Regions from separate parts of the Homo sapiens genome. Here regions 2, 3 and 4 are each linked to region 1. Evidence: chromatin contacts called from ENCODE Hi-C or POLR2A ChIA-PET data. All regions are on one chromosome and are shown on one strand. Each heading gives the region's core, a stretch centred on a gene start or an enhancer-like site at or near the end of the contact. The rest is flanking DNA. Distances are from core to core; before and after follow the strand shown.

The links. A loop is a pair of places that touch in the nucleus more often than their neighbours do. ChIA-PET counts read pairs that join two places held with the same protein, here RNA polymerase II (POLR2A). Pooled maps may share reads with other maps.
Region 2: a pooled map shows a loop between it and region 1 (3-fold over the local background). The contact joins two enhancer-like sites. A Hi-C loop is called at or near these places in 1 of 168 maps with a recorded cell type or tissue (endothelial cell of hepatic sinusoid), 2 of 37 single-sample maps with no recorded cell type and 4 of 50 pooled maps.
Region 3: a loop to region 1 is called in a pooled map, with 2.8 times the contacts of the local background. The contact joins two enhancer-like sites. A Hi-C loop is called at or near these places in 3 of 168 maps with a recorded cell type or tissue (CD8-positive, alpha-beta T cell, endothelial cell of hepatic sinusoid and naive thymus-derived CD4-positive, alpha-beta T cell), 2 of 37 single-sample maps with no recorded cell type and 10 of 50 pooled maps. POLR2A ChIA-PET finds 5 or more read pairs at or near these places in 5 of 52 experiments (CD4-positive, alpha-beta memory T cell, GM10248, activated CD4-positive, alpha-beta memory T cell and 2 more).
Region 4: a pooled map shows a loop between it and region 1 (2.5-fold over the local background). The contact joins two enhancer-like sites. A Hi-C loop is called at or near these places in 1 of 168 maps with a recorded cell type or tissue (Caki2) and 3 of 50 pooled maps. POLR2A ChIA-PET finds 5 or more read pairs at or near these places in 3 of 52 experiments (GM12878, IMR-90 and activated CD8-positive, alpha-beta memory T cell).

Annotation. Positions count from the first base shown.
Region 1 is chr2:42,823,106-42,830,251 of GRCh38, reverse strand. It overlaps the pseudogene CHORDC1P1. Among named protein-coding and RNA genes, the nearest start is that of TRI-TAT2-1, 16 kb to the right of the region's middle. Within about 2 kb of position 1,616, at least 7 of the 41 ENCODE cell types and tissues checked have a DNase peak (open chromatin) inside an H3K27ac peak, as active enhancers do.
Region 2 is chr2:43,400,740-43,407,646 of GRCh38, reverse strand. The region is part of intron 28 of THADA (THADA armadillo repeat containing); the gene reads left to right. Among named protein-coding and RNA genes, the nearest start is that of LINC01126, 180 kb to the right of the region's middle. RefSeq lists enhancers at 5,174-5,363, 5,444-5,693. Within about 2 kb of position 4,851, at least 5 of the 41 ENCODE cell types and tissues checked have a DNase peak (open chromatin) inside an H3K27ac peak, as active enhancers do.
Region 3 is chr2:43,422,830-43,430,394 of GRCh38, reverse strand. It overlaps THADA (THADA armadillo repeat containing), which reads left to right. Exons shown (of 38, transcript NM_022065.5): 27 at 93-182; 28 at 2,164-2,295. Among named protein-coding and RNA genes, the nearest start is that of THADA, 170 kb to the left of the region's middle. RefSeq lists enhancers at 3,776-3,835, 3,856-3,945, 3,100-4,299, 4,338-4,417. Within about 2 kb of position 3,759, at least 24 of the 41 ENCODE cell types and tissues checked have a DNase peak (open chromatin) inside an H3K27ac peak, as active enhancers do.
Region 4 is chr2:43,453,411-43,459,913 of GRCh38, reverse strand. The region is part of intron 26 of THADA (THADA armadillo repeat containing); the gene reads left to right. Among named protein-coding and RNA genes, the nearest start is that of THADA, 140 kb to the left of the region's middle. Within about 2 kb of position 3,978, at least 4 of the 41 ENCODE cell types and tissues checked have a DNase peak (open chromatin) inside an H3K27ac peak, as active enhancers do.

The DNA of each region.
Region 1 (7,146 bases), core at 367-2,866:
GCAAGAAGAGGAAGAGTGTTGGTCCCCTCCTTCCTGCCCAGGGGATGGTACGAAGGGGATTAGAAGGATAACAAGCAGAGCCAAGCACTGGCCCACTCACCCCTCCCTGAGAGAAAGAAGCCCTTGTCCCCAACTCACATTGGAACTCTGGGAAGAAGTGGCATCCCAGGCAGCTGCAAACCAACTCGGCCTCTGCCTCCAGCACCAGGGCTCCCCGGTAAGGGAGAGGCACCACTAAAGTTCAGCTTTCAAAGCCAACTTCCATTCCTGTGAGCCAGCAGCCCTACTGGGGCCATGGTGGCACAGCTAGGAGACTTGGTGGGGAGGAGGGGCCCAGGTGCAGGAGGGCTGGCCAGCCAGGGGCGCCACATGGGCTCTAGTCAGATCAGGAGGGACTGGACCATGAGTTTCATAAACTCAGCTTCTAGTATGATCAGTGGCCAGGAGGGACAGGGGACCTTGCTGGGTCTAGAGGACACCACACCCCAGGATCCCAACTCATGCCTCCTACCAGATGCCACACAAGCTGCCCTTGACTGTCTACAAAACCCCAACAGCACCACAGTGGGAGAAGCTGGGCAAAGCAGTCTGAGAACTAAGCATTTTATCCAAGAGAAATTAATAAGATCACTTAACAAGACCGGCTAAACTCTCTGGCCCCAGGATGTTCAAATCAAGTTGAAAATTTCATTGTTTTTCTCGCTTATCATCAGGCAGGGGTTGGAAGAAAGGCCAGATTCATTATAGACTCATAAATAAGGAAATTACCTTTTTTTTGCACAAATAAATTATAGAGTGAATTAAGTTTTCAACTCTGTTGCACACACAAAAATAGAGGAATTCCTGCTGCCCCACTGCAATGCTGGCTGACTTTTCCAACCAAAGACAAGGACCCAAGCCTTCTGGATCCCCAGTTCCCTCCTCCAGGTGGTGGGGGACACCGTTGTGGCAGAGAGAGGTAAGGTCCCCCTTCAGCCTAAGTGGTCACATTAGCCCTCTTGGGCTCATGCACCAGATCCTGCTCTCCTGGCTTATCTGTGTTTCTTTGAGGGGAGGAATGAGATTTTCATTTTCTTTCCAGGCCCTTCCCATTCAGGGCATTTCAGATCCCTCCTTCCCATGACCCCTGAAATGAATTGGGTGAAGAATGGTCCCCTGCCCTACACGCTGCATGTCTGGGAGAGGCCAGAGGTGGAGCCGGCACATGCAAAGGCAATGCTGCCACCTGCTGGCGCCACGAAGAGACACAGCAAAGGTGGGCAACCAAACCCCATTAGCCCTGGGGGAACTGCACAAGGATGTCTTGCAGCTGAATGGTACCTTTTTCCAATGCAGCTTCTTACCTGTTCCCTCATTTAGTCATCCAGTATGCCGGCTGGAACAAGAACATCATCCCATTTTATGGACGAGACAACTGACACCCATGAAAGGGCAGAATGCTGACTGAGGTCACATGTGTGGGGATGGCTTGAAGGCAATGCTCAGTCTCCTGCTTCCCAGCCAAGAGTTGTGTCCCCTCGTCAGTGCTCAGATGAGGTGTCTCAGAAAACGAGGGACCCCTATGAACAAGGTTTACGGGGCCATCCTCAACATCCAGGGAGGAAGAGTGAGGGCGGAGGGCACCAAGCAGTAATGCCCACCCTGCAGCTGGCTCAGGGCCTGATACACGTGTACAGCAACTCTGTTTCCCAAGGGTTCACACACCTTCCACACAGATTTTGTGGGTTTTTTTGTAGAGAAGGGGGTTTGTCCTGTTGCCCAGGCTGGTCTCGAACCCCTGGGCACAAGTGTGATGTTACTTTTCGATAAAGATCTGGAAGAGCTGACTCCTGCCCTAGGCCCGTGAGTCCTAATCTAAAAAACAGACGGTGAAAGAGGCAAGAGTCATCTTCCCAAATGGCAGCTGCAGGCGAAGTAGGTGGGGGGAACTCGCAGACGATGTTGTGTGGTCAGCAGGTGTGAGATGACCGGGCTGCATCCTCTCCCGCTGGGTGCTCAGCACTCGACTCTCCTCTTTGTTCCTGGCTCTTCCAGCCCAGGTCTTCATTTGGCGGAAACAGCCTGGAGGACAGAAAAAGTGCCTCTTCTCTGCCCGAGACCCTTCCCACGCGCACACGCCATGGGGAAGCAGCTCTTCCCTTTTCCCGACGTGGGAGATGACTGGGCCGGTGGGAAATCCCATGATTCCCCGGCAGCGGTCCATGTCCCTCCTGACAGCGGTCAGCGGTCAGCCTCACTTCCAGGACTCTGCATTGTCCCAAGCCTCCTCCTCTCCAGACCTTCTTCGCACCTCTCCCCGCGATTCTTGTCCTGGTAGGGTCCAGGAAACGCTGAAAGCTACGGATAGGCCCCCACGTTGCCCCGCAGGGTGCGGATGAAATCGCTGTCGGAGGCTGGTCCTGTGGCCGGCCCTGCCTGTCTCCTGGACCGAGAGGAGCCTTCTATGGCAGAGCCGCAGCGCCACCGTGTGGTAGAAGTCCGTCTGCACGGCCAGAAACGGCGGCTCAGAGCGGGCCCACAGAAATCCTTGTAATAGTCCACTGTCAAGGCCGGTGCTAGCGACACGGGAGTGGCAAATGCACCCTCTTGCCGTTCCCGGTGTTTGGGCCTTGCCTGTGACGGTGGGAAAAGAAAATGGCCTTGCTGTGCTACAACCGGGGCTGCGGTCAGCGCTTCGATCCTGAGATCAATTCCGATGATGCTTGCATATGCCACCCAGGTGTTCCAGTCTTTCACGATGCATTAAGGATTGGTCTTGATATAAGAGAAGAACAATTGATTTTTCTGATTTCTTAAGCATTGTAGGCTGTACAAAAGGTAGACATAATAGTGAGAAGCCACATGAGCCAGTCAAACCTGAAGTAAAGACTACTGAGAAGAAAGAACTATCTGAATTGAAACCCAAATTTCAGGAACACATCATTCAAGCCCCGAAGCCAGTAGAAGCAATCAAAAGGCCAAGCCCAGATGCACCAATGACAAATTTGGAATTAAAAATATCTGCCTCACCTGATAAACTTAAACTGTCATCAGGGAATGAAGAAGATAAGAAAGAAGAAGAGGCCAAGCGTGGTGGCTCACGCCTGTAATCCCATCACTTTGGGAGGCCGAGGCGGGCGGATCACAAGGTCAGAAGATCAAGACCATCCTGGCCAACATGGTGAAACCCCGTCTCTATTAAAAATACAAAATATTAGCCGGGCGTGGTGGTGCACACCTGTAGTCCCAGCTACTTGGGAGGCTGAGGCATGGGAATTGCTTGAACCTGGGAGGCAGAGGTTGCAGTGAGCCAAGATTGCACCACTGCACTCCAGCCTGGCAACAGAGCAAGACTCCACCAGAAAAAAAAAAAAAAAACAAAAAGAGAGCAACAAGACTGATGAAATTAAGATTGGGACCTCATGTAAGAATGGAGGGTGTTCAAAGACATATCGGGGTCTAGAGAGTCTAGAAGAAGTCTGTGTGTATCATTCTGGAGTACCTATTTTCCATGAGGGGATGAAATACTGGAGCTGTTGTAGAAGAAAAACTTCTGATTTTAATACATTCTTAGCCCAAGAGGGCTGTTCAACAGGGAAACACATATGGGCTAAAAAGGATGCTGGGGAAAATGTTCCACGTAGAGAGGACTGGCATCAGACTGAAGGTGAAGTTACCATTTCAGTATATGCTAAAAATTCACTTCCAGAACTTAGCCGAGTAGAAGTAAATAGCACGTTGTTAAATGTGCACATTGGATTTGAAGGAGAGAAGGGATTTCATCAAAATGTGAAATTATGGGGTGTGACTGATGTAAAGTGAAGTTATGTAACTATGACTGCAACAAAGATTGAGATCACTATGAGAAAAGCTGAACCGATGCAGTGGGCAAGCCTTGAACTGCCTGCAGCCAAAAAGCAGGAAAAACAAAAAGACAACACAACAGATTGAGCGGGACATGGGAGGAAGGCTATTACGTATTTCAGAATTCTTAATACTGTGTGAAGTGGTGACTTGCTGCTGTCATCTTTTGTTTTGTTGTTGTGTTACTCAATCGGGCATTTCAGGGTTAACATTAGGTTCTTAAAAGCCAAAGTCAGTTTGTCTTTTTGTGCCTCTCACCTTTCTTTTGTGTTATGTAAGATTGATTATTCGTTTCTCCTTACTGGTAGGAACCATAGTTGTGTCCTGTACTTGAAGAAGCTAGAAAATCTCCCATAACCATAATTGCAGTATTTCTTCGTATTTCTCTGTTAAGCAGAGAAATATTAAGAACATGATATTTACTTCTTTCTATTATTCCATAATTAGTAAAGGAAGATGAAGTGTCCATTTTTAATCAGTTTTTACATGGATTTATGTTCTTACATTATTTGAAAATATTTAAGAAAGAGATGAAGCTCTGCAGTTTTTTCTATGTGGGATGATTACTTTTTTAAGGAAGATTAATTCTGAGGTAGTGTAGTAAGTAAAGAGGAATATATAAATTGTTTAACAAATTAGAATTTGTTTACAACTAATTGAATTTTTAAATTACGTCAAAACTTACATTACTTGCCAAGCAGTATGATGTAAGAGTATAGGAAACATAAAATAAGAATACAGAGGTATCAATTTGGTTAAAATTCACCATTTTAGGCTGGGCACGGTGGCTCACGCCTGTAATCCCAGCACTTTGGGAGGTCGAGGTGGGAGGATCACAAGGTCAGGAGTTCGAGACCAGCCTGGCCAATATGGTGAACCCTCGTCTCTACTAAAAATACAAAAAAATTAGCTGGGCATGGTGGCACATGCCTGTAATCCCAGCTACTTGGAAGGCTGAGGCAGGAGAATTGCTTGAATCTGGGAGGCAGAGGTTGCAGTGAGCCGAGATCACGCCACTGAACTCCAGCCTGGGTGACAGAGCAAGATTCTGTCTAAAAAAAAAAAAAAAAAATTCACCATTTTATAAGACTAAGCAATAATCTTAAAAATCTCTTTCCTGAATATTTAAATGTGTTTCTATGGTGTTATGACTAAACTGTTAATTATTTAGAGATTAAACCCTCTTAAAAACCTTTAATTAGTTACATATAGAAAGAAATTATAGGCCGGGCGCAGTGGCTCATGCCTGTAATCCCAGCACTTTGGGAGGCCAAGGAGGGCAGATCATGAGGTCAGGAGTTTGAGACCATCCTGACCAACATGGTGAAACGCCGTCTCTACTAAAAATATAAAAATTAGCCAGGCGTGGTGGCATGTGCCTGTAATTCCAGCTACTCGAGAGGCTGAGGCAGGAGAATTGCTTGAATCTGGGAGGAAGAGGTTGCAGTGAGCCGAGATCACGCCACTGCACTCCAGCCAGGGTGACAGATCGAGAATCCATCTCAAAAAAAAAAAAAAAAAAAGAAAGAAAGAAATTACATATATCTTGCCTCCCTGATGGAAAACTATATAAAATTGTAGACTTAAAAGGTTTGTGGAAATACATTAGGATATCAGAAAACTAAATATATGGACTTGTTTTATGACTATGACATGTTAAATAAAATAGTTTAATTCTTTTTTTAAAAAAATTAGTTCACTGTCTAGTCACTGGGGTGTTCCCTAGATCCCAGGAGAGAGCCCCATCCCCCTGGACTGAGGGACATCTGTCAAGATAAGGTCCCAGCCACATCTCTGCCCCCCGCCCCCAGCCTTAGCAAAACACCTAGAAAGGGCCAGGTTTCTGAGTCAGGTGGATTTTGTTGCTCCCATCTCCTCCGTTTTGCAGATGTCTGAGCTTGGGCAATTACAGAACCATTATCAAGCCTCAGTGTCTTGTCTCTAAAATGGGAGTCATGAAAGGCTTCTGAGGAATAAATTAGATAATAAAAAATGTAGAGTAGCAGACAGCTCATTGCAGGTGTCTAAGAAACAACGGTTTCCTTCCCCTTCTGTCTGGGCTTAGAGCCTGAGAAACCCAGACTGGCTCAAAGGCAAGGCCAGGAAGACAGCCAAAAACAAATGCCTAGGATGAGAAACGTTCCCCCTCAGCTCCTGCAGGAAACTATTCTTCACTACTTCATCAGCTACTCCTTGCCTCTCTGAACACCTTCCATTAGGGCAACAAACCAACCTGGTTTGCCAGGCATTGAGGAATGTTCTGAAAGTTGAGGCCTTCAGGACTAAAACTGGACAAAATGGTCACCCAGTCCTTGTGTTGCCTCAGTCTAGCTGCAGGACTTCATCAGTAGAGTTGATAGAATCTCTGGGGCCGTAGCCCAGGAACGTGCTTTGTAACAAGCTCCCCAGATGATTCTTATAAACATCAATGTCTGCGAGCCACGGCTCCAACACTCTCAGGCTGTGGTTTCTCATTGGCATGTAGTACGAGCGTTACTATTCAGCCAGTCAGGAGGCCACCTGAGGCAGGGCACGCACGTGCTTAGGGATGAGACCTTGGAAAGACTGAAAAGAACTCTCTAAACACCAGGCTTCAGCCCTGAATCTGCAAAGCACACCCGAAGCACCTGGACATATGCCCTCTTCTCTGCTTTAGAGTTTGTGCCCATGTGCTGCTTCTCCACCTTCTGCCATTCACTCATTAAATATTTGTTGAGTACCTACTAGCTTGGCACAGTAGGAACTGATATCCTAGTGATGCAAGATAAGCAATTAATGCTTGTATAAAAGTGTAATAAATTTAGATCATAGTAAATATAATAAGAAAGAGACAAACAGAATAATTTGATGGGGAGAGACTATGTTCAAAGGCATCTCTGAGAAGGTGATATTTGACTGAGTCCTGATGGTTGAGCAGCTAGCCATCCTAAGATGTGGGGGAAGCTGTTCCTGGGGAAGGAATGGCCATTGCAGAAGCCCCAAGGCAGAAACAAGAATTAGGAAGACAAGAGCAGGTGGAGCATAGCAAGCTGGGACAGAGCGACGGGAGCTGAGGCTGACAAGGTGGGCAGCAGCCAATGTGGACACGTGGGGGCCTTCTGGACCACTGTAGGCCTTTGCATTTTATTCTGCATGAAGTGGAAAACCATAGATGGTATTAAGCAAGGAAATGGCAGAGTCTGACTTGTGTCATTAAAGGTTAATTTGGGCTTCTGTATGGAGAAAGGATTGAAGAGGGACAAGAAGTGGAAGTTAGAAGCCAGTTAAGAGGCTCCTGCAATCGTCTAAGTGGGACATAACAGA
Region 2 (6,907 bases), core at 3,602-6,101, 570 kb before region 1:
TATTGTCAAAAAGGGAAGTTAATAGAATTGGTGTATGTTGAGCATTCCCTTGACTCACAGGATGTTTAGATTGTCTAAGATTTTAATATCATTTCAGAGATAATCACCTGAAAAATTAAACTGGTCAAAGAAAAATTTACTCAGCACCTATGATTTGTGCAGTCAACCTTGGACTAGAATTAGAGTACTTTGAATACCAGAATAAGAATATGTATTTAATGTGACAATAGAGAGCTATCATAGGTTCTAGAAAATTTGAAAGCTAAAAAAAAGTTTTTTAATGTCAATAAAAGCATTCCTTTCTAAACCTTCTATCTATATATAGTAGGGTTATATATAATAGGGTTTAAAAAATAAGATGGTAAATTCTCTCTATTCCTTTGTGTAGTGTCTTAAAATGACTACCCATTCCTGTGTTTGTGAACTGAAAAATCAATCACTGTAAATATGGAATCTCTTGCTCTAAAGGATAATGGTGTGAGTTTCAACTGTATTAAATCACTTTGAGAACTTGGCCTTTGAGCAGTCAACACCAAAGGAAAGCCAGCCTGTTACTGATTTCTCAGACCCATCCACTGCCTGCAAGGAAAGGCGACATGCTGAGGGGCCAAGTGTTATTATGTTCAGCCCCCTTTAAAGAGTCAGTGGCTGCCTGAACGTGCTCATTTCTTGGTTGTTTGTGTAGCCCGAGCAGAAACATTGTGAAGGGTTTTGCGATTGGGAGGAATGTGCAACTCTTTCATTCATTCTGCATATGCTGCAGCCCAGCTCCTGCCTTACATGCAGCTCATCCCAGCCCAAGAACCCCGAGGGTAGATCCGGAATGCTTTTCCAGCTGTTGCATGAGGAGAACAGTAGACCAGAGTGTGGCTCATTGGTACAGGGTCAGAGAGAAACCCCTCAGATAGGCTGGGAGGGAAGATTATGCCAAAATTTCAAACTAAGTGTAGTGGTTATTTTTACTTGCTTAGGAAAGATGATTCCCTTTTATTTTCTAGGGCTCCCAATGTCTTTGTATGTACTTTGCTATAAAGTCTTTTCCATATTTTTCCCAGAGTCAGGAAAGAATTATTGCTAAGGTATAGCACATTTCAGTGCCCCTGAGGAGAATCTTCTTCTCAGCTGTCTAAAACATTTGGTTGGAATCTGAAAAATTCAGTTTCAAATTGTATTTGTTGTTGTCTCAAAAAATGATGAAACATTTAAATGAAATTTCAAATGAAATGTAATTTTCATGCTTCATCTCTACATTTTGATCAGCAAGTGACCAGAAATTAGCGTTCAGAAATTATGCATCTTTTCATTTATTTAAGAATATTTCTAATTCTGAACAATTAAAGCATATTGTTTAGAGAGCTTTTAAAGTAACAACTGCATTGTGTACCTTCACCCCTCCCTGTTGGAAAATCTCCTTGCCTTATTTCCTGGCACTGAAAGGGATGGTATGAATCAAGTAGCCATAGCCATTGCACCTGGGACTGTGTTTCTGCCACGTCAGGTTGCTGAGTGCTGTGCCTATTTCTTGCAGGGGCAAGTGGAGGGATGTCCAGATGATGGAGGCTGATTTCTAGCTCCCAGCAGCTGACATTTCACAGCCTGGAATTAATAGCCTGTGGCCTGTCAGCCTGGGTCACTGGGAGGCAATGTGAAGGTGACCTCAAAAGCATGCTTTTCTGAGGCTTAGACTCTGTGGTTGGGCTTGTCTCAAGGGGTCACACACTACAGTTTTCAGATGTTCTGTTGTGGCTTATTGTTGGCCTTTCTTCATAATTTTTTTTAAGGGTTTAATGTGTTGCTTAGAATTAATTTGCAAAGAGCTTTGAGCTGCCCGATAGGTAACGTATGTAAACATTCTACCTGAAGTTACTTTGTGTGTCTGGAAATGTGCAGTTTTTAGCTTAGCTACTGTCTACAGCTCTTATTTTCTCCTTACTACCCAAACCAAGGATTTTTAAAAAATCAAACTTTAAAAGCTCCGAACTCATTACTCTTCCAAGAAATATATTTGAATAAAGAAATCCCTGAGCTATGCAGAGGGCAAGATTACAGTCAATGCAATTTTTATGTGCTAGTGGTTTGAATTGCAGGAAAAGGAGCAACTAGTTCGGGTGGTGGTGGTAGATCCTTTGATGAATGGAATATTGGCATAGGAAGAACAAGTAGAGAATCTGGCAACCTTGGCCATCACTGAACTCACCTGAGAATGTGGAAAAGGGCTTCAGGAATGCCACATTTATAACAAAAACATATTTAATACTTACAGGTCGTGCAGAAATATCTGCTTTTTCCAACTCACTGGATACAAACTTGGTGTGTGTGTGTGGTTTCTCTCTTTTATGCATGCACACGTACCCACACATATATGTTTTCCTGAAGGCAAGATTTGAAACTACGAACCACACAGAATTAAAAAGGAAAAAGAAATCTTAGTATAATAGCGGTAGAGTCGACAGAAAATAGACTTGGGCCCTGGACCTGGAGAATAAAGCCAATGGGCTTCACATAAACAAGTGAATAGGCCCCAGAGAAACTCAAGCCTCCTCTCCTTTCCAGCTCATTTAGAGGGGAAGGAGGAGGGTAGGCCTCTGTGAGCACTTGGAGCCTGTTTGGTACAGGCCAGGCTCTGTTTCCTCAGCCAGTTGTTGAGACAAAGAACACTAGAGAAAAACAATTTGTAAATGTGTATAAAGGTTTTATTTTCAAATTATTCCACCTGCCTGTCTTCTAGGCATTTTATTTTCATGCATTATTTCATTTAAACTTCACAACAGCCCTATGAAATGAGCACTCTTCCTTTTCCCCATTTATAGAAGGTACAAACCTAGGTTTACTGACTTATCTAAAGTCACACACTAGTAAGTGTCAGAACTCAGATGTAAACTTAGGTCTGCTGGATTCCAGAGCATGTTCTTAAGTCCCTGTCCTATGCGCTCTGTGATAAAGAACTATGAAGACCCTGTTTCTGTTCTCAATGTCATTTCAGTCTAGCAGACATGATGATGCCTGAGAGCTACTGTGGGGAAGGTAAGTGAGATGCACTGGCTGCTATGGGAGAGCTAAATATGCAATTGGAGTAGGCAGAGGGAAGGAAGTGATTGATTCTGATCACAGAAGGTACAGTAAAGTTTCACAAAAAAGGTAGTACCTTAGCAGAGGCCAGGCATGGTGGCTCATGCTTATAATCCCAGCACTCTGGGATGCCAGAGTGGGAGGAGCACTTCAGGCCAGGTGTATGAGACCCTGTCTCTACTTTAAAAAAAAAAAAAAAAAAGAAAAGAAAAAGAAAATTAGCTAGGCCTGGTGGCACCCAACCGTAATCCCAGCTATTCAGGAGGCTGAGGTGGGAGGATCACTGGAGCCCAGGAATTCAAGGCTGCAGTGAGCTATGATCAAACCACTGAACTCCAGCCTGAGTGACAGAGCGAGACCCTGTCTCTAAACAAAAATGTAATACCTTAGCATAGTTCAGAAGATGAAGAGGAGTTCCCCTCTTCATTACAAGAGTACAGGAGTAAAAGTACAAGAGTAAAAGGACATTACTCTAGTGAGAATGAACTGAAATGTGCAAAGGCACTAGTTGGCTTGCCAAAACATACATAGAAAAAAGATTTTTTGAAGGTAGTATAATCCAGAGCTTCAGCCTGCTGTGTGTCACCCAGCCTTTAGAGATGGCCTATTAAATAGGGTTGTCTCAACTTTGGGTTGTCAGTAGATGACCATTTCCCAGGAGCTGACAGCTGTGCTGTAGGACAAACAGACCATAATGGCATGGCTGGCATTCTTGAGTAACTTTAGTGAGAGGTTTTAGGGGGTGTGTTGGGGGTGTGGGGTCAGGGTCAGACATAGCTTTTTTGAACTCATACCAGCTCTGAAGATGCAAACCGCTTGGTTAAGTAGGGGCATCTAGAGCAAGTGGATGGTCCTTTTCATCATTGACAGAAGTTTGGGGCCTCTGTTTTGCATATGGTATAGCCTCACCTGAAAAATAAGAATCAGGGCTGGAGGTGGGCCAGGAAATGGGGAGGAACTGGGGGAATGTTAATTATGTTAATGAGGTAGGATGGAAGGGGATATTGGCTGGATCCTGAAGCCATTTGGAGACTTTGAAGCCTCTGGTTCCTGTGACATGCAGGGACTCGCCCAGTGCTACTGAGCCTTAAAGTTCCCTCAGTTCAAAAATACCTCCCCAACATTGCCTACAAAGTTTCTTTCAGCCACTCTGGCTTGTCAGATTTAAATGAGGTACCACATATAGAGCCTGGTCTTTAATAAGTGTTCAGGAGATGTTAGCTATTATCAGCATCATCTTCGTTGTTCTGCTTCACGGTCTACAAATTAGAGACTGATTGGTTCTCTAAGTTGTTCATACCTCAGTGTGATTAGGTTGAATGTTTGGAAACATTCGGCTTTTCCAAGGCTCTGGGGATTTTGAGGCAACTGCGTTGTAAAGTCTTAGAAAGACTGAATTTTGTAGGTAGACAGACCCTAATTAAAATGCAGGCTTTATGCTAGTTTTATGACCCAAAGTATGCTGGGACACCTCACTCTGTTCATCTTAAAATAAGGTTAATGACACTGACCTTGGAATGAAGATTAATGAAATAATTAAAATAGTGTATCAAAAGCACATAGCCAGTCCTGGCACATACTAGTGACTTAATCTCAGTTTCCTTCCTTTTGTCTGGGTGCCCTGAGGGGCAGTTTGGGTTCACACAGGGAAAGGCACAGGCCTGGGAAAGGACTTCTTTCTTGCCAAACCCAAGCGCTCTCTGCCTCTCCGCCGCCTCTCCCCACTTAGGCAGAGCTGGGCATGATCACCTAGACTAGTACTCCCACACACAGGAGTCACACTTACACAGCAGCAGCAGCTTGTGTTTACTTCTCATGGCCTGAGAATCATTGGCTGGTTCTTCTGTCTTCCACACTAGACTGTAGGTTGCTTGTGGCCTAGGCAGTGATTTTCTCTCCAGTTCTCTGGTACCTGACCAAGTGTGTGCTGTGCTAGGTACTCAGTAGATGTCCCTACGGATGTGTGTGGGCAGAGACAGTTTTGGTGATGTATAGCCACTTACCTTTGAAACCTTTCAGAAAAAAAGAACAGATTGTGAGAGTAGATATGAGAGGAGAACACTTAGAAAAAGCTTAGCCCCCACTCTGTTAAAGGTGGTAAAGTTAGCATGATCTCAGCAGAATGGTCCTTTTTTTGCTGAGAATAGTGCATTCTGAACTCTTCTTGGTTCCTCAAGTGTTAAGTCCAAGTGTGTATTTCACCCTCATTTGAAGATCCTTCATCTGTTGCAGAAAATTGTCTCAGCTCTGCCTCCCACTTCACTTTTCTGTGCCACTCTTCGGCTGTGAATGTCTGCATGGGTACCACCGATTTGTGATGAGCAGGCTGTATATCGCCTCTAAGCTGGTGGTTCCCTGTGAGCAGTGTTCTTCACTGCTGTGTCACATGCAGCAGAACACAAACCTGACAGCCACATCGTGTGGTCATTGATGTATGCAAAGGAGCAGCAGGAGGTTCTCCACCTGGGTCTGGGAAACTCCCCCCACAAGGGTTTTGGATGTGTGTCACGAACCTGAAACTGTGTGGGAAATTGTGTGCATATGTTCATAAATATATTCCTCTTGTGAGAGAGTCCATAGTTTACATTAGTTTCTGAAATATTTTCATGATCCTTAAAATTTTTTTTAAAAAAAAAAACAACAAAAAACCACTCATTTAGAAATTTTCCAAATATGTGTAAATTACAGTTTGTGTTTTTGTTAGCTAGGAGATATTTTTATGCTCCCTTGATTTCCAGGTGTGAGCTACAGGTTGGGTAGCCAGAGAGCTCTGGATCACAGTCTGCCGTGAGCATTGCTTACACTTAGCCCTCAGAGTTTTCACTGAATCCTTCTGAGCTTCATTTTATTTTTCTTCTGTTAATTTAGGTTTATAATGCCCTTTTGTCTACAGGAATGTTGCATAGTAAAGAGATCACAGGTGTGCAGGTGTTTTATCAACTGTCAAGTGCTGTACAATTGTGTGATGCAAGTATTCCTATTAAAAATGTATCATGTCTCAGCTGGGCATGGTGGCTCACGCCTATAATCCCAACACTTTGGGAGGCTGAGGCGAGTGGATCACGAGGTCAGGAGATCGAGACCATCCTGGCTAACACGGTGAAAGGCCGTCTCTACTACAAATAAAAAAAATTAGCTGGGCGTGGTGGCAGGCGCCTGTAATCCCAGCTACTCGGGAGGCTGAGGCAGGAGAATGGCGTGAACCTGAGAGGCAGAGCTTGCAGTGAGCCGAGATCACACCACTGCACTCCAGCCTGGGTGACAGAGCGAGACTCTGTCTCAAAAAAAGAAAAAGTGTCATGTCTCATGTCACACAGTATTGAGGACATGGTAGGCAGTCAATAAATAAGTGATTAAAATGAACATGGAAAGGGTTTATTGAAGTGAGAGGGCTAGAGGTTTTAAGACACTGGTGTCTGTGTACCTTGCAGATTCTGTGGAGAACCTAGTATTCAGGCCTAGAACATAGCTTAGGGCTATTAGAGGAACTGATTTTCAAGGAATGTTAAAAGTAGAAATGACCTTCGAGACCTTAAGTGTATTTGTTTTATTTTATGGAAGACACTGAGACTTAGAGAGACAGAGGCTATCCGATTTATTTCAGAAGGGCTTGAGACTCTTCCTCATCACTTTTAATAGTGGCCAAAAAAAGACCCTCTTTGCCTTCATATTATCAACATGTTGTCTTACCTTTTTAAAACAGCACAGAATTCACCACATGGTCTTAATTCTCTTTTTGGGGCTACTCACAGGCCTGTAATTCTGGAGTATACTGATGCTATTACTGGACACTGGCACAGTGCACTGTAAAAACTTGGAATTTCTGGAGCCCTTCCTT
Region 3 (7,565 bases), core at 2,510-5,009, 600 kb before region 1:
ACCGTACTTATCTTCCTTTTTTTAAAAAAAAGGCTTTATTGTCAGATCAAAGGGAATAAATGATAATAAATTTTTTCCTCCTTCTTTCACAGAATGACAGGGAGAGAGTTTTTCTCTCGTTTCCCAGAACTCTATCCTTTTCTTCTCAAACAGTTGGAAACTGTAGCCAATACAGTAGACAGGTAAGAAGAGAATTGGGTGGGGCAAAATGACCTCAAGGATGTGAATTACCTTAGTAATTGAGATTTTCCCTCTAGGCAGCTGTTTTTAATAAAATTCTTCCCTTTTTTAAATTTGTTTAAATTTTTTCCTTGAGACAGGGTCTTTCCCTGTCACCCAAGCTGGAGTACAGTGGTGGCCACCACTCCTTGCCCATTTTTGTATTTTTTGTAGAGATGGGGTTTCGTCATGTTTCCCAGGCTGGTCTCAAACTCCTGAGCTCAAGCAATCTGCCCACCTGGGCCTCCCAAAGTGTGGGGATTACAGGCTTGAGCCACTGTGCACGGTCAGACTGCTTCCTTGCATAAAATTGGCTTTTTTATTAAAGTGCTTTTTTGTAATTATATCATATTGCTTGGTTCTCTGTAGTAAATTTGTACCTGAAAAGTTATGTAAAATCCTGTCTTTATATTTTAAAAATGCTATTTTATGTTAAATTTTATCAAACTTAATTCCATTTTCGGTGGTACAGAAACTAGGAATCACATGGTGATTTCTTCTGTTATGAATTATTTTCTTCCTATTTTTAAAAAAATCTGTGTTTACATATTGAGTTTGCTTTATGCATACCTGTCATTTTTTATTACTGGCTTGTTGCAACTTACCATTGTGAAACTATAGCGATTAGCTGACTAATATGATCACTTGTGTTCAGAAATGGTTCTTGTCTACCTGAGCAGAAATGGCCAGTGTTCTTGGAAACACAGAGCAAAGCCATTACGAGGGCTTTCCAGTCTTATAGTTCACCATTGTCTTAAAAATCACATTCTGGCTGGTGTGGTGGCTCACACCTGTAATCCCAGCACTTTGGGAGGCCAAGGCAGGTGGATCACCTGAGGTCAGGAGTTCAAGACCAGCTTGGCCAGCATGGCGAAACCCTGTCTCTATTAAAAATACAAATATTAGCCAGGCTGGTGGTGCGCACCTGTGATCCCAGCTACTTGGGAGGCTGAGGTAGGAGAATCACTTGAACCCAGGAGGCAGAGGTTGCAGTGAGCTGAGATCTTGCCACTGCACTCCAGCTTGGGTGACAGAAAAATACTCCGTCTCAAAAAAAGAAAAAAAAAACACACACACATTCTGAAGCTGGTAGTGGAATTTTTAGTATGGACATCATAAAGCATGTCTTTTGTATTTTTCCTATAATTTTGCACTTGGTATGAATGTACACTAATTGTTTATAATTAGAAAATAAAAGTAATGAATTTTACTTCTGGTTATGATGCATTTGCTCACATTAGTAGTTTATGCTAATGTGCTTTTCTGGCCTTTAGTGACTATTCATGCTTTCTTAAATACATTTGGATGTTGAAAGTTTCACATTTCATACTGTGGAACAGGCACGTCTCTACTGTAGGAACAGTTCTAATCAAAATAGCGTACTCTAATTATGTAAATGATAAGCTTTGAGAAGAGGATCCTGTACGAAAGCCCATTTCCCTGTTTTGCTAGTAGTTTTTTCTTATGATGCACATTTGGGAGATAAGAAGTGAACGTAGAAAAAAAAAAGAAAAAAGGAAAACTATCCCCTTGATTGTGGAGTCTCACTTCATATACATAATTTTGTTTTTGAAATGGAGTCTCACTGTGTCACCCAGGCTGGAGTGCAGTGGCGTGATCTTGGCTCACTGCAACCTCCGCCTCCTAGGTTCAAGTGATTCTCCCACCTCAGCCTCCCGAGTAGCTGGAATTACAGGCATGCGCCACCACATCGGCTAGTTTTTTGTATTAGTAGAGATGAGGTTTTACTGTATTGGCCAGGCTGGTCTTGAACTCCTGACCTCACGTGATCCATCCGCCTCGGCCTCCCAAAGTGCTGGGATTACAGGCATTAGTCACCGCACCCGGCCATATACATAATTATTTCATGAGAAAAATGTTTGAAGGAGGAGTGCTTCACTACCTAAATGTGAAATCTTTCATGTGTAATAATTGTTGTTTCAGTGATATGGGAGAACCAAATCGTCATCCAAGCATGTTTCTCTTACTTTTGGTGTTGGAGAGACTCTACGCTTCCCCGATGGATGGTACTTCTTCTGCTCTCAGCATGGGACCTTTTGTTCCCTTCATTATGAGGTAGTGTCATGCTGTGTAGAAATTGTCTAGGTTGGCGTGGGAGTTTTACGGGAATATTTTATCTTCTTCTTATTTCAGAAACTATTTTATATATATCATATATATTTTATATATATATATTATTTGTTTGTTTGTTTGTTTTTTGAGACGGAGTCTCGCTCTGTCGCCTGGGTTGGAGTGCAGTGGCGCGATCTCGGCTCACTGCAAGCTCCCCCTCCCAGGTTCACGCCATTCTTCTGCCTCAGCCTCCGGAGTAGCTGGGGCTACAGGCACCCGCCACCACGCCTGGATAATTTTTTGTATTTTTAGTAGAGATGGGGTTTCACTGTGTTAGCCAGAATGGTCTCGATCTCCTGACCTTGTGATCCGCCCACCTCATTCTCCCAAAGTGCTGGGATTACAGGCATGAGCCACCGCGCCCGGCCATATTATATATTTTTTTATATATGTAAACCTATTGTATATATTAAAAACTATTATATATATAACTATTATATATATTATATGTAAAACTTTTGTATATAACTATTGTGTGTGTGCGTGTATATATATATAACTTGTATACACACACACACACACACACACACACACACACAAACTTTGGGAGGGGTCTTGTGAAAGCAGAGGCCTGGGTTTTCCTGCCATTGCCCCCAGTGTTTCAGAGTAAGGTGCTTATATTGTGGGTACAGGATCTCATTAGAACCTGTGTAAGTAATGTTTTCTTTGAGCCCTGTCTGCTCCAAGGCAGGTGGATGGTGTTGATAGGAGATACTCCTTTTGAAAGACATAGCCCCATGTTTGCGTTATTCCTGTGTTGAGCCTGGCTAGCACGGAGCAGGCTTGGTTCTGGTATGTATCTTCTGTCCACGGGTTCGAGAGGATGTCAGGACATCTGCCTCTTCACTCTGGAAGAGTCTGCGAGCCGGTGCAATGGGTGGCATGTAAATGGTAATGCCATGTGGCATGAATTCCCACTCGTCTTCTCTTTTACGTTTGTAGTACCTGAAAAAAGCCATGAATATAGAGTATTCATGAAATAATATAACAGGGTTCTCTTCTTTTAGAGCCTATTACCACTTCTTGTGTTACATCTTTTCAGGCATTTGCCGTCTTCTGATTACTTTGTTCATTTTGGATCAAAGGCCTAAATATGTAGGCCTCCAAGAAGTATTAAAATTTTCTCATGAAACCTTTCAGAAGCCTATCATATTAGTTAGCTATTACCTTTCTGCTTAGCTCTTGACAAAACAGTACCTTCATTTTTGTGTTTCTACCAAAAATTGAAGTGGATTTGGAGCAGAAGGGTAAGAAACCAAACTCAAGAGAGTATTTCTTATGTATGTAGTGTCCTAGGTTTCACTTCCTTGTTTCACAGAGCTGACTTATGCATTTTAATGTGAGAAAACCATTAAACATGAGGTTCTGGCATGCGCTTGCAGAGCTATTTGTTTGCGCCAAGCCTTGGCTGTGGCTGTGTTATCTTTGATCACAGAGATGACTCAGGCAGACTGGTTTTTGTTTCCTGATATACAAAGTTACCAGTCTCCTTCATCTGGCATTTGGTGATTCATTTTAGGAATTTGGGTGGTAAATTTTACTTTCAGGGGCCTTAAAAATTGTTCTTTCATGAATAAGTGGAAAGAACTAAGAAATGTTTTCAGAAAGTTGATGCAAGGAGGAAAGGCATGTGCACAGAATTGCAGTTTACATTAGAAACAGAGATTTGCTTTAGAACCTGTGCTCTGTCTTAAGAACATTGAATTTGTGGAAGCTTTTTACTACTCAGTCTGTTGTTCATTGCATCCTAGAAATAATAAATTACTACATTGAAAGTACCTTTCAGTGGTACCTGAAAGTACCTTTCCAAAATGTTGCTTAGTTTACATATAATCAGAATGCTGATACTACTCATTATATTCAAAGTATCCATTATATAAAACAAAGATTGCATTAATATAGAAAATTTAAATATTGCTTTGAAGCCAGTGTACTTAGGGCATCATTTGTTAACCTCTAAAAATACAAAGTAAGAAGTTTGCAATCAGTCTGTTCTTCCAGTGAAAGAAAATGCTGCGGTTGTAGTTGCTTTCTTCCAGTAAGTAAGGTGCTTTATGAAGTAGATTCATAGAACATCACCAACAGCAGAAGTGCCACCAACCAAAATACAAGGTTATTTTGGTGTAACAGAAAGAGCACATCTATCACTCTTGACAAGCCCTGCACTCTTGGGTTCAAATTGTAGCTCTGTAACTGCCTTGCTTGCTCTCTGAACCTCAATTTCCTCAACTTGCAAATGAGGGTGATAACACATCTTCTGAGAGTCACTGTAAGCAAAATGTCCTGTAAGCAGAAGCACCACCCTTGATTCCTTAAGTACAGAGCCTAGGCTCTGACTTATTGACTGTCCATGTGTGTTATAGAACAGTGTTTCTAAAACTTTAAGATGTAAACATATCACTTGGCTATCATATAAATTCTGATTTCAGTAAATCTGAGGTGAGGCCTGAGAGTCCGACTTCCAAATGGTCTTCCAGATAATGCCACTGCTGCTGGTCTGTAGATCACATTTTGAGTAGCAAAATTAAACTTGGGATATTAAATTTAATACCATCACACACACACACACACACACACACACACACACACACACACATACAATTTTAACAAGCTAGACAGTAGTAGCTTATTAAAATTGGTTAGGCAGTTTAAGGAATTTATTAAGAAGTAGATTTTGACCCAGGAATGCAGAAAACAAGAAAGAAAGTGTTCTGAGCAGAGAAGTCAGTAGGAAGTAGACCAACCTTTGTTGAGCCCCGTCTTTCTGCCAAGTATTGAACTGGTCATTTTACTTACAGTGACTCTGAGAAGAGGTGTTATCACCCTCATTTGCCCGTTGAGGAAATTGAGGTTCAGAGAGCAAGGCAGTTACAGAGCTAGAATTTGAACCCAAGAGTGCAGGGCTTGTCAAGGGTGTTAGATGTACTCTTTCTGTTATACCAAAATAACCTTGTTTTTTGGTTGCCTTTTGAGTAGCCAGTAACTTAGCTACACGGAATGGACCTATAGGGTCTGAAATGTATGCAACTGAGAGAGATGAGGAGCCTATATCCACAGCTGCTGTATCTGAGTACAGGCTGTCTTCTGGATATAGACGTAATGTCTCTACCAATGGTGGGATCTGTTCCTTATTTTGCTTTTCCTGTAGGAAAAGTGACTGATTGGATTGGTTAACCATGTGTGGCACATGGTGACAATCGCCTGGGGTTATAGGACTGGTTTGTGGCCAGATACAGTAGAAGCCTGGCTCTTCTTTCTTGGCCACCTTCTGTGGTAAAGTGGAAGGCCCTAGATTTAGTTAGTTTGGGGTTTCATCAGCCTACCACAGGGAAAACCCATGCTACCCCAAAATGTTCACTGGCGAGGTGAACTATAAACAGATTTTTAAAAAGCAGTGAATGTGATAAAACTGTATGCATTTGATTTAGATGACCTCTGAGAATATTATTCATGAAGAAAGTGGAAGGCTGATCATAAAACCTGTCATTCCAGGCAGTGCTTGTGGTTCTGATTGTGGTAAAGAGTGGGCTGTTTTGACTTGGGGTAATAGCTAAAAAGATGGATGGGTGTATGCACAGTGGGTCAGCAGTGTTTTATTTTTGTACCGTTGTTAAGGGTAATTTATGTACTTGGAAGGGTTTTCATCAGGCTCATGGATACTATGAGTTTGGCCAAAGAAAAAAATTTCAGTTTGTGGGAGTAGTGCAAAGGTTGCTCTGACTGCTAAAAGTGAATTGCACAATGAGAAGAAGATTAAAAGCGCCAACAAGAGCTTTTTGTTTCCCTTTGATTTATGTGTACTTACCTGCTATTTCCTTCCTCTCTGTAAGGTATTTATAAGTATTATATGTAGTTTTACTCCTTTATCCCATGTTTAAGAGTATACCTAAACATATATGCCATTATGATTGTTGCATCCTCTTGGGACAGAACTTATAATGTCAATCCCAACATCTTGTATACAACTTTTAAAAAATCCAGTGTATTTTATGTTCTGATGTTGTGCTGCATCCAGATACAAAGCCCTTTACCATGTGAATGTGATGCTTTCAATTTAAGACCATTAATTCATTCTTCAGTTCAGGTACCACAAAGCAGAATAATTCATGCTTTAAAAAGAACCTTGACTGGCTCTCTGAATGCAGCTCACCAGGGCCTGCTTCTCTGGGCTTTCTAGAGACTAGAAAGTCTTTTCAGAGGCCAAAAAGTCCCTGGGCATACATCTCTGAGTTCCCTTTCACAAGCAAGTTTCAAGTTCCAGTCAAAGAGCTCTAGGTAACCACATATGCCTCAAACCTAGGACCATAGAATCCTGAACAAAGGCCCAGGAGAGCTTAGACGAATCAGGTCTCAGAGGCCGAGGCGGGCGGATCACCAAGTCAGGAGATCGAGACCATCCTGGCTAACACGGTGAAACCTCGTCTCTACCAAAAATACAAAAAATTAGCCGGGCATAGTGGCAGGCGCCTGTAGTCCCAGCTACTCGAGAGGCTAAGGCAGGAGAATGGTGTGAACCCAGGAGGCAGAGCTTGCAGTGAGCAGAGATTGTGCCACTGCACTCCAGCCTGAGTGACAGAGCAAGACTCCGTCTCAAAAAAAAAAAAAAAGAAAGAAAGAAAGTAAAGCTACTTATTTGGTAGGTATATGAAGTCAAAAGACTGATGCTGGTGACATAGCTTCAAATGCTGGAAAGTCCAAGTGAAAATTCTTTTGAGGAGATAGGGAAAGAATCTCTTGCAACTTTATAGCATGATGCTTTATGATTATGCTGTTAATGGCTAAAAGTAGCCATAAAAAAAATGAAGGCAAGCTAGATTGCATGCTTATCAAATTTGTGAGCAAATTAAGATTCAAAATAACCTTCAAGCATAGGACTGACAAACACAAATTCAGGCATAAGACCATTACCTCTGAATGGGGAGGAAAGGGGTGAAATTGAGGAGCCATGTACTAGAAGCTACAATTTTATTTGTGATGTGTTCTTAAATTGGGCATTGGGCAAATGCTTGAATGTCATCCTATTCTCTAGATTCTTTTCGTTGTTGTCATCATTTTGTATGTCTGATGCAGTTCATCATTTAAAAGTAAGATTCGAAATAGCCTGGACCAGCCTGGGCAACATAAGGAGAACCTGTCTCTACAAAAAATTTTAAAAATTAGCCAGACTTGGTGATTTGCGCCTGTAGTCCCAGCTACTTGGGAGGCTGCGGTGG
Region 4 (6,503 bases), core at 2,729-5,228, 630 kb before region 1:
GGTCTGAAAACTACTGATAAAATTTCTACTTTTGCAAACTTGTTTTTTTGTTTTTGTTTTTAAAAAGTAGGCAAACTCAGTTTTTTAAAAAACAAGTCTACAGTAGTGAATGCCCTAACTGACACAGCATGCTTTGGCTTCTGGAAGCTTGGGCCAGACTCTGAGAGATTTTAATAGCCAGTATGGACCTATGTACACAGTAGTCAGTCCCTCACATTCACACAGCACTGTTTAACATGTGTGTATTTATTCATTCAACAAATATTTTTTGAGAACCAGCCAGGACCCAGGCATTGTACTAGGTTCATGAGATACAGGGATGAGTAATCACTGGATATTTTACTTCCTTATTATTATTTTGACTTTTAGTTTCTAGTCTGTTTTCTCTTACTAGAATATCAGCTCTTTGGAGGGTGGGTATTTGCCTCATTCAGTGTTTTATCTTCAACACCTAGAGCAGTGCCTGACATAGCAGAAGCTCAGTAAGTATTAATCAAATGTATGAAAGAAGGTCTACAACAAGGGATGTAAACACTTATAAAAGCACATGGGAAATGCATATAATCTGGGATTGGGGGAGTCAAGGAAGACATCCTAGAGCAAGAAAGATAATGGGTGAGAGGAAGGATGTGCAATATTTATTTGGGAAAGAGGAGTGGAGGTGAGGGTGACTGCTCCCGTGCAAAAGTCAGGATGAAAATGCACAGGGTACAGAGAGGGCAGCCTGAAGTGAGCTGGGGACCTTGTCAGCTAACTCAAGGACATGGGAGCAAAGAAAGTATCTTAAACACAGGTATAACAGGATTTGCTTTAGTATGATCATTTTGGCTGATGTGGCTGGATTGGAAAGTTGTGCTCAAGACTGAGAGATCTGTTTGTTTGAATAATTTTGTTTGTTAGAATAATGTAGACAAGACAAGTGGTACCTAGACTTTTCTGTTTTGTGAACCAGCAAAATTTTTTTTTTATTTTGAAGATCAACATAATACAGTTATCAACCCTTTAATTTTGTTAAATAAGTACATTAAAAAGCATATTACATGTCAGAATCATTTCATAAATTAAAGGACATTTTCACATACATAACCACATATATACATCCCCCTTTAGGAATCTCAAATTAATATTAGATATTTAAATAGAATACCTTAGCTTTATGCAGAATTTACGGCATTGCACTGTGGGGTTTTTTGTTGTTGTTTTGGTTGTTTTCATTTTCTTCATGAATGGGCACTGGCATGTGGTCTGATATTTGTAAACCGGAGATGTAGGCTAGGATGAAAATGTTGGTGATCAGAATTAGGATAGTGACAGTAGGGGTTGAAAAAAGTGAATAGAATTGAGAGATAGGCGGTCGAATCAGCAGAACTTGGTGATTTCAAAGTACTTGCAGATCTCTTATCTCATTTGATCCTAATGGTAACCATGTGAGGAAGTTAATTTGGTTAGGTATAGTTATCCCCATTTAATAGATGAGGAAACTGAGGCTCAGAAGTTAGGTGACTTCCCCAAGTTACATATCTGATGAATAGCACAATGAAATCATCATTCAGGTGGCATTGGACTCTTGGTATATGGCACCTTCACCCCTTTTTGCTTTTGCTCACATTTCAGGGAAGAAAGGAAAAGGAATCCTGGGCTCCCTGTGAGTCATATCTTTTAGGTCAAAACATACGACGCAGACTGTCCTTAGAATAAAATAATATTTTAGTGATGACTCTTTGATTTATCTTATCTTGCAACATCATCCATTACCAATCCATGAACTTGAGTAACCCTATTTAAATTAGGCCAGAGGAGATGAAGGCTTCTTTGGCAGTATTTTCATGTTATCCTGTGCTACCCTTTTTCCTTTCCATAAATAAGCCTTGGCCATTCTATTTATGGTTGTGTTTGTTTTGTTTTGTTTTGTTTTTTGTCGAGAGGTAGAGGACAGTGAGACTGTGTGTGTATGTAAGGATATCCCCTATCACCTGGGATTTTTTTTTTCCTTTCTCATCCTCAGTGTATGTGCAGATTAGTTTGGTGCTATGTAGATTCCAGAAAGAATGGAATAGACTTTATAATGGAGTACTCCTTGTTGAAGGGCAAAGACAGGAAGTGGAAGTGAATAAAAAGAATGAAATTGGACTTAAAGGAGAAAAAAGTGAAGCAAAAACAATTTGAATTGGACAAAAGAAAAAAGTGTTAGAAAATATTTGTGGGCGGTTCCCTATAACTGAATTTTAAATAACATTTTTGGTGTATAGTCATAAAATCCTCTGACCTATGAAACACCAGTTTAATGGAATTAATTAAAAATAAGATGGAATGCCAGAATTTACATATGAAAACTATCAGTAACTGTTCCTTCAATTCATTGTTTTTATTTAGTCTTTGTATCAGTCATTTTTCTAGGCTCCTTGTTTCCTGGCAAATTTGAAGGTGTTTTTGGAAAACTGTTAAGATTGACTTTAAATTATTTTAGTAGAGACTCAACTACTAGTAAGTCTGTTGTAATTACAAATAATTATGAGAAATACGGTTTCCTTTTCCAAGAAGCAAATAAACTTGTTATTGAAGCATCTGCACCTCTTTGTGTATATGTTCACAGAAGTGTCTACTTTTACTACTAGAATGGGCACATCAAAACCAAATATTGGTATCTTATTATGTGTGAGTAGGAGAGTGAGAGTAGCATTGTGTATACCGCCATTTTCATCTCCTTTAATCACCTCACTCACTGTGCATGTGTGTGTGTGTGTGTGTGTGTGTGTGTGTGTGTGTGTGTGTGTGTGTGTAGATATCCTAAATACGTTTTTTCTACCGATGTGGAACATTCTATCCCACTTCATAGCTGTCTTCCTGGCCTTTGGCACGTGTGTGCACACACACACACGTATATAAAATTTAGTGTTTGATTCCTTCAAAGTATAGGTGTTAATGTATTCAGAATGCTGTGTAAAATTTTTTATGCCAGACCTAAATTTTATTCATGCTTTCAATGCCTGTACTTTGTGTATTTTTAAAAGCTATTTGCATTGTAAGTTTGAAAGTGAGTTATGTTCTCTGGTGTACTCTTAGTATCTTAGTATCTTGAGTGTGTTGAACTTAATTGTAATTTATACTAATTTCCTCTCTATTCCTTTCATCTCATCTTTAAAGTGCTGAGGGAAAGGAAGAGGACTTGGTGGCAAGAGCCAAGACAAAAGAACAATGTGTGTGTAATTTGTTCAGAAGGTACAAAGTTAGATTTGTGATTTGTTGATGCATTATCTCATTTCTCAAGTAATTCCACTAAGTAGGCACTATTATTCCCATTTTATAGAAAACAAAATGTAGTGACAGAGCGAGACTCTGCTTAAAAAAAAAAAGAAAAGAAAAGAAAATGTAAAATTATTTAGCAAGGTTGAATGAATCACCCAAGGTTACACTGCCACTGTGTGGTATTCCTCTGGTCAGGCTGGTTCTAGACCTTTGCTCTTTCTCTACTTTGCATTTCCTCATTCCCACCCCACCACAGAATAAATAATCTGTGGAACATGGTTTCACATTCTATTCCATGATGTAGTAGCAGCCTTTTCTAAAATGAAATGCTGTGCATATTATTATTTTTTAATTGCCATTGGAAGTAGGCTGAATGTAGTCAGATAAATAGTATTTGAACTGCCTTAGTTTATGTGGAATATTACCTTTGTCTGAATGCATGACTTTTTTTAAACTTTTAATGTGATTTTATAATTTAGATGAGTATTTGCCTTAACAATGATGAGTTTTGCACATTTTTAAGACTACTTGGAGGTATTTATATACCTCAAATATTTACTAGGAAGTATCTTTGCAAGGTTAGGTAAAACATTTTACCAAATGAGTTTCAATGAGTCTCTGTTGGGAAAGGTTAAATAGCACTGTAGCGTAGTCTTTTGGCAATCGAGCAGTTCGTCTGCACAAATAACAGTGAATATAATTGATGGTCTTAGTAATAAGGTCATAAAGTCAAAAAGAGCTACCACAGTGTGGTCAACGTTTTGACCATAAGGAACAGAATGTAAAAGTTGGTTAGCTGGAAGGATTTCCTGCCTCCTTAGTAACTATTGTGTCTCTGTTTCCTTAGTCATAGCTGAATTGAGAAGAAGAGAAAAATCTTTTAATTCTGCATTTAGAATTGATGTTTTTCAGATTTACATAGTGGAAAGCGTGTTTGGATGAGTATAAGCCAGAACCTAACCTATCCTTTGCATAAATGCCTTTCTGCAATACTGCTTATTCAGGATAGGCTTCTCTTGTGTCTTCTTGTTAGCCTGCTCTCTAACCCTTGTTTTACACATTATAGCATTTAATATGCTCCTGTTTTTAACTGACAGAATTACTCTTTGCATTGTTGTGTGTGTTTGTGTGTGTGTGTGTGTGTGTGTGAGAGAGAGAGAGAGCGAGAGCACGTGCTTATGCAAGAGAGAAAGTGTGTTTGTATGACGGACAGAAGTACTACAGGCATACCAAGAAACAGCTGCCACCTAAAATTTATAATCAACAATAGAAAGAAAAATAGAGATTTTTTAAAAACGGGAATTCCGTAGAAGCAGGTATACTGTAATATAGGGAACAGATGGAAAAAAAGTAAGTTACACTCTCAGGGAGGTGAGATGAAATTAAGAGCAATCTGTGAATAAGAAGGAGCTTTAGAAAATTAAAAAATATGATAGCCCAAGTAAAAATTTCAGTACATACTAGGGAAGACAGTAAAAGGACACTGCCAGAGATTGACCTAGAGAGAGGGAGATGGAACATGGGAGAGAAAAAATAAGATTAGAGGATTATCAGGCAGTTGAACATTCAACTTACAGAAGTTCAGAAAGGAGAGCAGAGCAAAGTGAGGGCAGAAAATTATCAAGTAGCTTAAGAACATGTAGAACTAAAGAACATGAGTCCTAGTACAGTGAATGAAAAATGATTCACCCCAAGACTCGTCATTTCCAAAATTTTGTGAAGTGAGAGAAAAAAAAAACAGCTCATATACAGAGAATTAGGAATCAAAATGACAGTGGACTTAGAAGTTAATGGAGCATTGCCTTCAAAATTCTGAGGGCATATGATTTGCTTCTTATTCGTATTTAACTTAACTGTTAATCACACTTGGAGCTAAAATAGAGTGTACTTTTATTTTAAAAGTTTTCTTTTAAATTAAGGACAAGGAAAATATCTTTCTCTTTCTTTCCAGGACATACATGAATACAGCACCTAAGTATTTTTTAAAAGTTAGTTGCCAAACAATATTGTTTAACATAACCATGTATGTGTAATTTAGTGTGTGTGTGTGTGTGTGTGTGTGTGTTTAGACAGGGTCTCCTTCTGTCACTGAAGCTGGGGTGCAGTGTTGTGATCTTGGCTCACTGCAGCCTCGACCTCTTGGGCTCAAGAGATGTTCCCACCTCAGCCATCCAAGTAGCTGGGACTACAGGCTCACACCAACACACCTGGCTGATTTTTGTATTTTTTTGTAGAGATGGGTTTTCACCATGTTGCCCAGGCTGGTCTTGAACTCTTGGACTCAAGCAATTCTCCCACCTCAGCCTCCCAAAGTGTTGGGATTACAGGCATGAGCCACTGAACCTGGCTAATTTAATGTTTTTATATGTGCATAGAAAAGGTCTAGAATGGACAAAGTGGAATTTCTCCTTCTACTTACTTATTTGTATATTGCTTGTTTGTTTTAATGAGTGCATATTAATTGCAATTAATAGAATATAACTAAAGGGAAGAAAAGAGACTTGATTTATTTCTTCATTTATTTAAAAGAAAAAAGTTGGCAGGCCAAGGCAGGAGGATTGTTTGAGGCCAGAAGTTTGAGACCAGTTTGGGCAATATAGCGAGACCCTGTCTCTATAATAATTAGCCAAGCATGGTAGTGCATGCCTGTAGTCCTAGCTACTTGGAAGGTTGAGCCAGAAGGATCACTTGAGCCCGGTGAGCCATGACTGCTTTACTGCACTCCAGCCTGGGTGACAGAGCAAGACACTGTCTCTTAAAAACAAAATGTAGAAAGTGCATGCTATGTTGTTCTCCTCTGCTGGGTGCTATAAGAAATATAGTTGAAGTAGCAAACACAGCTTCAGTCTTTAAACGATTTTGGGTCTGGCTATTAAGCGGAAACACATATGTAAGGGAATGACTCCCAGCTATGTTGAAAGTCTGACTCTGTGTAATTTCAATGTACAGGCTGCTCTTGGGGCCAAGCAAATTCCTTTCCAGGGTCTGCAAGAGGTGGCAGTCTACTAACTTCAGAGTACTTTAAAAAACCAGCGTTTGTGAGAAAACCAAAAACAGGACTCTCATCTTGGAATATCTAACTTAATAAATTTCATTTGCATGTATACAGAAACCAACCTACTTACTGCTGCCAGCCCCAGGAGCCAGAGGTTAGAGTTTTTAATAATAATAGCAATAATGAGTTATACTTATTCCAGATTAGTTTTCTAGCTCTCAAAAAAACAAATGGCTAAGATGTCCAAAATGTTCTTTTCACA